Linked DNA regions of Homo sapiens: region 2 is linked to region 1. A link is an interaction called in ENCODE POLR2A ChIA-PET data of the cell type or tissue named here. Cell type or tissue: GM12878. All regions are shown on one strand.

The links. Peaks named below come from ENCODE experiments on the same cell type or tissue, not always from the same donor. Only the 100,000 strongest peaks of a DNase experiment are listed, where the experiment ranks them.
Region 2: POLR2A ChIA-PET joins it to region 1 with 6 read pairs; 2 of 35 experiments call an interaction of 5 or more read pairs at or near these places.

What each region holds. Positions count from the first base shown.
Region 1 is chr22:33,471,182-33,473,681 of GRCh38, reverse strand. All of the region lies in intron 6 of LARGE1 (LARGE xylosyl- and glucuronyltransferase 1), which reads left to right. Among named protein-coding and RNA genes, the nearest start is that of MIR4764, 36 kb to the right of the region's middle. RefSeq lists enhancers at 1,028-1,097, 1,108-1,167, 1,308-1,387. In GM12878, no CTCF peak of the experiment used is centred here; DNase peaks (open chromatin) are centred at 731 and 1,101; H3K4me3 peaks cover 847 bases; H3K27ac peaks cover 2,500 bases.
Region 2 is chr22:33,385,154-33,387,653 of GRCh38, reverse strand. All of the region lies in intron 7 of LARGE1 (LARGE xylosyl- and glucuronyltransferase 1), which reads left to right. Among named protein-coding and RNA genes, the nearest start is that of MIR4764, 50 kb to the left of the region's middle. In GM12878, a CTCF peak has its summit at 1,166; a DNase peak (open chromatin) is centred at 1,158.

The DNA.
Region 1 (2,500 bases):
CCTGAGGTCAGGAGTTCGAGACCAGCCTAGCCAACGTGGTGAAACCCCACCTCTACTAAAAATACAAAAAATTGGTTGGGCATGGTGGATCACGAGGTCAGGAGTTCAAGACCAGCCTGACCAACAGGGTGAAACCTCGTCTCTACTAAAAAAATACAAAAATTAGCTGGGCATGGTGGTGGCATGTGCCCCTAGTCCCAGCTGCTCAGGAGGCTGAGGCGGGAGAATCACTTGAACCCGGGAGGCAGAAGTTGCAGTGAGCCGAGATAGTGCCACTGCACTTCAGTCTGAGCAACAGAGTGAGACTTCGTCTCAAAAAAATAAAAAAAATAAAAAATAAAAAGAACTACCCGGGCATGGTGGTGGGTGCCTTTAATCCCAGCTACTTGGGAGGCTGAGGCAGGAGAGTGGCTTGAACCTGGGAGCCGGAGGTTGCAGTGAGCCAAGATCACGCCATTGCACTCCAGCCTGGGCAATAAGAGTGAAACTCCATCTCAAAGAAAAAAAAAAAAAGAGAGATATGAAAAAGTGTAGGTTGTATCATTTTGAAAGTATCATGCATCTCAATATGTTAATACTCAGTAGAGTGGCTCGCTCATCCTCATTTGCCTGGAACTTTCCCAATTTTAGCATTAAAAGTTCTACATTCAGGAAACCCCTCAGTCCCAGGCAAGCCAAGATATTTGACCACCCCAGTGCTCTAGAAGACAGGACGAAATGATCTTGTGCAGGCATCAACAGAATTCCTTTACACATGACAGCTACAAATGCAGAAAGATACAGGTGCATCGTTTGATGACTCAGATGCTGCCAGCAGCACTGCTACTGGTATCATTACTTTACAAAATGACGAGCAGCTCTTGGTAAAATTCCAAACAAAGTGGAGTACGATCTTCCCTCAATTTACATGGTAGATGCTTTGCTAGAAAACTCAGCACATATTAAAATGTGCAGAAACACTCAGAGTTTAAATGTAAAATGTGGTTTAGATTTTATACATAGCTGCTTATTGACGTCTTTTTCACTAAAATGACTATCTGCTGAGACATTTGAAAGTCATGAGAGGCAAGGGACTATTGTGTGTGGTGTGGAATTTCCCTGTAGAGTGCAGAATGTTGATCATCCCTTGACCTCACCTCTAAATTTAGCCAATGGCATCCTCTAATTATAGCAACAACAAAAAACACCTGCAGAGGTTTCCAAAATACCCCACTAGGAATCAGTCCTGCTCTCATTGGAAACCACTATACTAGATATTTGAAAAGAAAGAAATACTCAAAAAGAGGTAAGCAACAGTAAGATCCTTTCTCTGGCATCCCTTTTTCTTTATCTCCTCTCCCTCTGCATGCCTGTCTCTCTCTTTGTCTCCTTCATCAGTACAAACTGTTGACATTTTCTCTGTGTATAACATCCTGCAAAGTGCTTGGGAAGGTCTGCAGGTAACTGCCATCTTTGCCTCCAAAGACCTTAAAGTATGCTTGAAAATATGAAACCAACCAGGAGAATCAGCTCAAAGTTAACCCATGGCACTAAATCAGGATTGCCTGCTCAGCTCCAGCTGTAACTGAATTGATTGGATGGTCTTCCCATTGTCTCCCCTGGCTCTCCACTGAGGCTCTACTCTTTTTTTTTGAGTCAGAGTCTCACTGTGTCACCCAGGCTGGAGTGCAGTGGTGTGATCTCAGCTCACTGCAACCTCCACCTCCCGGGTTCAAACAATTCTCCTGCCTCAGCCTCCCGAGTAGCTAGGATTACAGGCACCCGCCACCACGCCCAGCTAATTTTTGTATTTTTAGTAGAGACGGGGTTTCACCATATTGGCCAGGCTGGTCTCTTGGCCAGGCTGGTCTAGAACTCCTGACCTCATGATGCGCCCGCCTCGGCCTCCCAAAGTGCTGGGATTACAGGGGTGAGCCACCGCGCCTGGCCTCTCCCACTTATCTTTTATTGATCATAAGATCAGCCCAGTGCTTTCAGCCTCTTTTTGTACTTTGGCACCTGGGGAGGAGCTAAGGCCTACACCTCTCTGAGTGGAAGAGTTTCCTGGGCAGCCCTGTGTTTGGTCCCAACCAGTTATTCAGCATGGTCCATATTGGCATTATTTTGGGTGGGGCACAAGAGTTGGAAATAAGCAATAAATAAAATACAAAAAAATTCATGATGAGAGAGAAGAGACCATAAGAAATTAGTGAAGAGCCACATCGGAAAATTGAGCAGATGCTTTGCACATAAAAGCAACAGTTATAATAAGAGGTATTATTATTATAGTTGTTTTTGTACTTTGTGGGGTTGTTCGGGGCTTTCCAGAATCAATATCTTGTTGTTAGAAGAAAGACTGGGCTGAGTGTGGTGGCTCATGCCTGTAATCCTGGCATTTTGGGAGGCCAAGGTGGGTAGATCACTTGAGGTCAGGGGTTCGAGACCAGCTTGGCCACCGTGGTGCTAAAAATCTCTGCTAAAAATATATCTCAACTAAAAATACAAGTATGAGCTGGGCATG
Region 2 (2,500 bases), 86 kb after region 1:
TTAAAAGCATCAGTTCTCAGCTTGGTCACCAGAGACTCATAGGTTTATCCTGGACCTCTCTAGAGGCTTCAAAAATGTGCATTAATATATTTCATCATTGTTTCTAGTTTCCCACCATCCCCCCCCCCATTTTTTAATACATTGGAGCATCTATCCAACCTAATTATAATTCATTTTTGTAATAAGATTAATGAAATTCTTTCTTTCTTTTTTTTTTTTTTTTTTTTGAGACAGAGTCTCACTCTGTTACCCCCACTGGAGGACAGTGGTGCAATCTCAGCTCACCGCATCCTCCGTCTCCTGGGTTCAAGCTATTCTTGTGCCTCAGCCTCAGGAGTAGCTGGGACTACAGGCGTGCACCACCACACCCGGCTAGTTTTTTTGTATTTTTAGTAGAGGTGGGGTTTCGCCATGTTGGCGGGGCTGGTCTTGGACTCCTGACTTCAGATGATCTGTGCACCTTGGCCTCCCAAAGTGCTGAGATTACAGGCATGAGCCACCACACCTGCCCGCCCTTTTTTTGTTTTTTGTTTTTTGTTTTTTGTTTTTTGAGATGGAGTCTTGCTCAGTTACCTAGGCTGGAGTACAGTGGCACAATCTCGGCTCACTGCAACCTCCGCCTCCTGGATTCAAGCACTTCTCCTGCCTCAGCCTCCTGAGTAGCTGGGATTACAAGCACACACCACAATGCCTAGCTAATTTTTTTGTATTTTTAGTAGAGACGGGGTTTCACCATGTTGGCCAGGCTGGTCTTGAACTCCTGACCTCAAGTGATCCACCCACCTTGGCCTCCCAAAGTGCTGGGGTCACAGGTGTGAGCCACCATGCCCGGCTTCATTCATATTTTTGACTGGAATATATTTTCTTAAATCAGTCACCAGTGACTTACATCACTATATTCTCTTGGTTTGTAACTTTGTAAATGTTTCTTTTCTTTCTACCCCCCCCAACATTGTTTATCTGAGTAAAACAATCAGATAATACATTTATGGCGAACAATTTCCACTGTGTACCTTCCTCCCCAACTCCATATTCAGTGATATGATATTGCTAGCTTGAAATTAGCCATGATGGGAGTGTTTACACCTTGGCAATTGGCAAATGCTACAAATCCGGCCGTTTTTTTCCCCCAGAGAGCTGATGGTTAAACATTACCAGCCTACCACAAGAGTGCGCAACAGTTTTCTGAGCTGTGCAGGGCAAGTAGCATTTTTCTCATTTAACACTCATAGAAACTGAGAGTCAACAAAAGACAGATCTTGACCTGAGTCCCATGGCTCCAAAGTGACATTGCTGGGGCTCTAGTCTATGTGGTTGAGTGGAAGAAGCACTGGCCTTGGAATCACGCAGATCTGAGTTTGAATCTGACATAGCTACTTTTGAACAGTGAATTGACAAGTGTCCGATTTAGCCCCTCAGTTTCCTCACCTATAAAATAAGGATAACAAAATCTATCTTGTAGAGATCTCAGGGAGCATTAGGGGAAATGATACGTGATGTGCAAAAACCCTAACAAAGCACAAAGGACCTATGCAGCAGATCTAATTTGTCCTTCAGACTTACAAGTTCAGATCTCTGTGTATTAACCCAATCTTCCCATAGCCATATAGATACTATTTTTTTTCCAACTCCACCTGGCCAAACACCTTTCACTAAATGGTGAATATATCTTTTCTCCAAATATGTGCCACTGGAATAAGTAAAGAGGCTTAGAGTTGACATTTGTATGTGATTTGGGGAAATCAGTTTCTTTCCTAGAGTCTTGGAAATGCAGGTGCTAGGTTTCAACTAAGATCATTTTTCAACTGCCTTGAGTCTTCCCCACTGACCATTCTGCTGAGCTAAGCATCCTGAAGAGGATTGATTTGGGGGCCTCTGGGTGCTACAGTTCCACCCACCAAATTGACTGCAGTGGCCTGCAGGGAAATTCTCTCGGCTTTTTGTGTTCCGTGCTCAGGGCTTTTTCTGCTTGCTCTAACTGACCTGATGGTAGATAGTTGCTTCTCAGCCATTCAGCTAAGCCTAAGTGTATTTTTCTTTTTTAGATTTTAACTGATGTATTTATTTTTTGCCTGAATAATATGTTTAGTTGTTTTAGCTTTTTTTTTTTTTTTTTTTTTTTTTTTGAGACGGTGTCCTGCGCTGTCGTCCAGGCTGGAGTGCCGTGGCACGATCTCAGCTCACTGCAACCTCCACCTCCCAGGTTCGAGTGATTCTCCTGCCTCAGCCTCCCAAGTAACTGGGATCACAGGCATGCACCACCACACCCAGCTAATTTTGCATTTTTAGTAGAGATGGGGTTTCACCATGTTGGCCAGGCTAATCTGACCTCAGGTGATCCACCCACCTCCCCTCCCAAAGTGCTGGGTTTACAGGCATGAACCACCACCACACCCGGCTGTTGTTTTAGCGTTTTAAAAAACACAAAAGGATATAGACAAGGGGAGTTTCCCTCCCTAAACAACCCTCCATTCACCCAGGTCCCTTCCGCAGAAAGTAA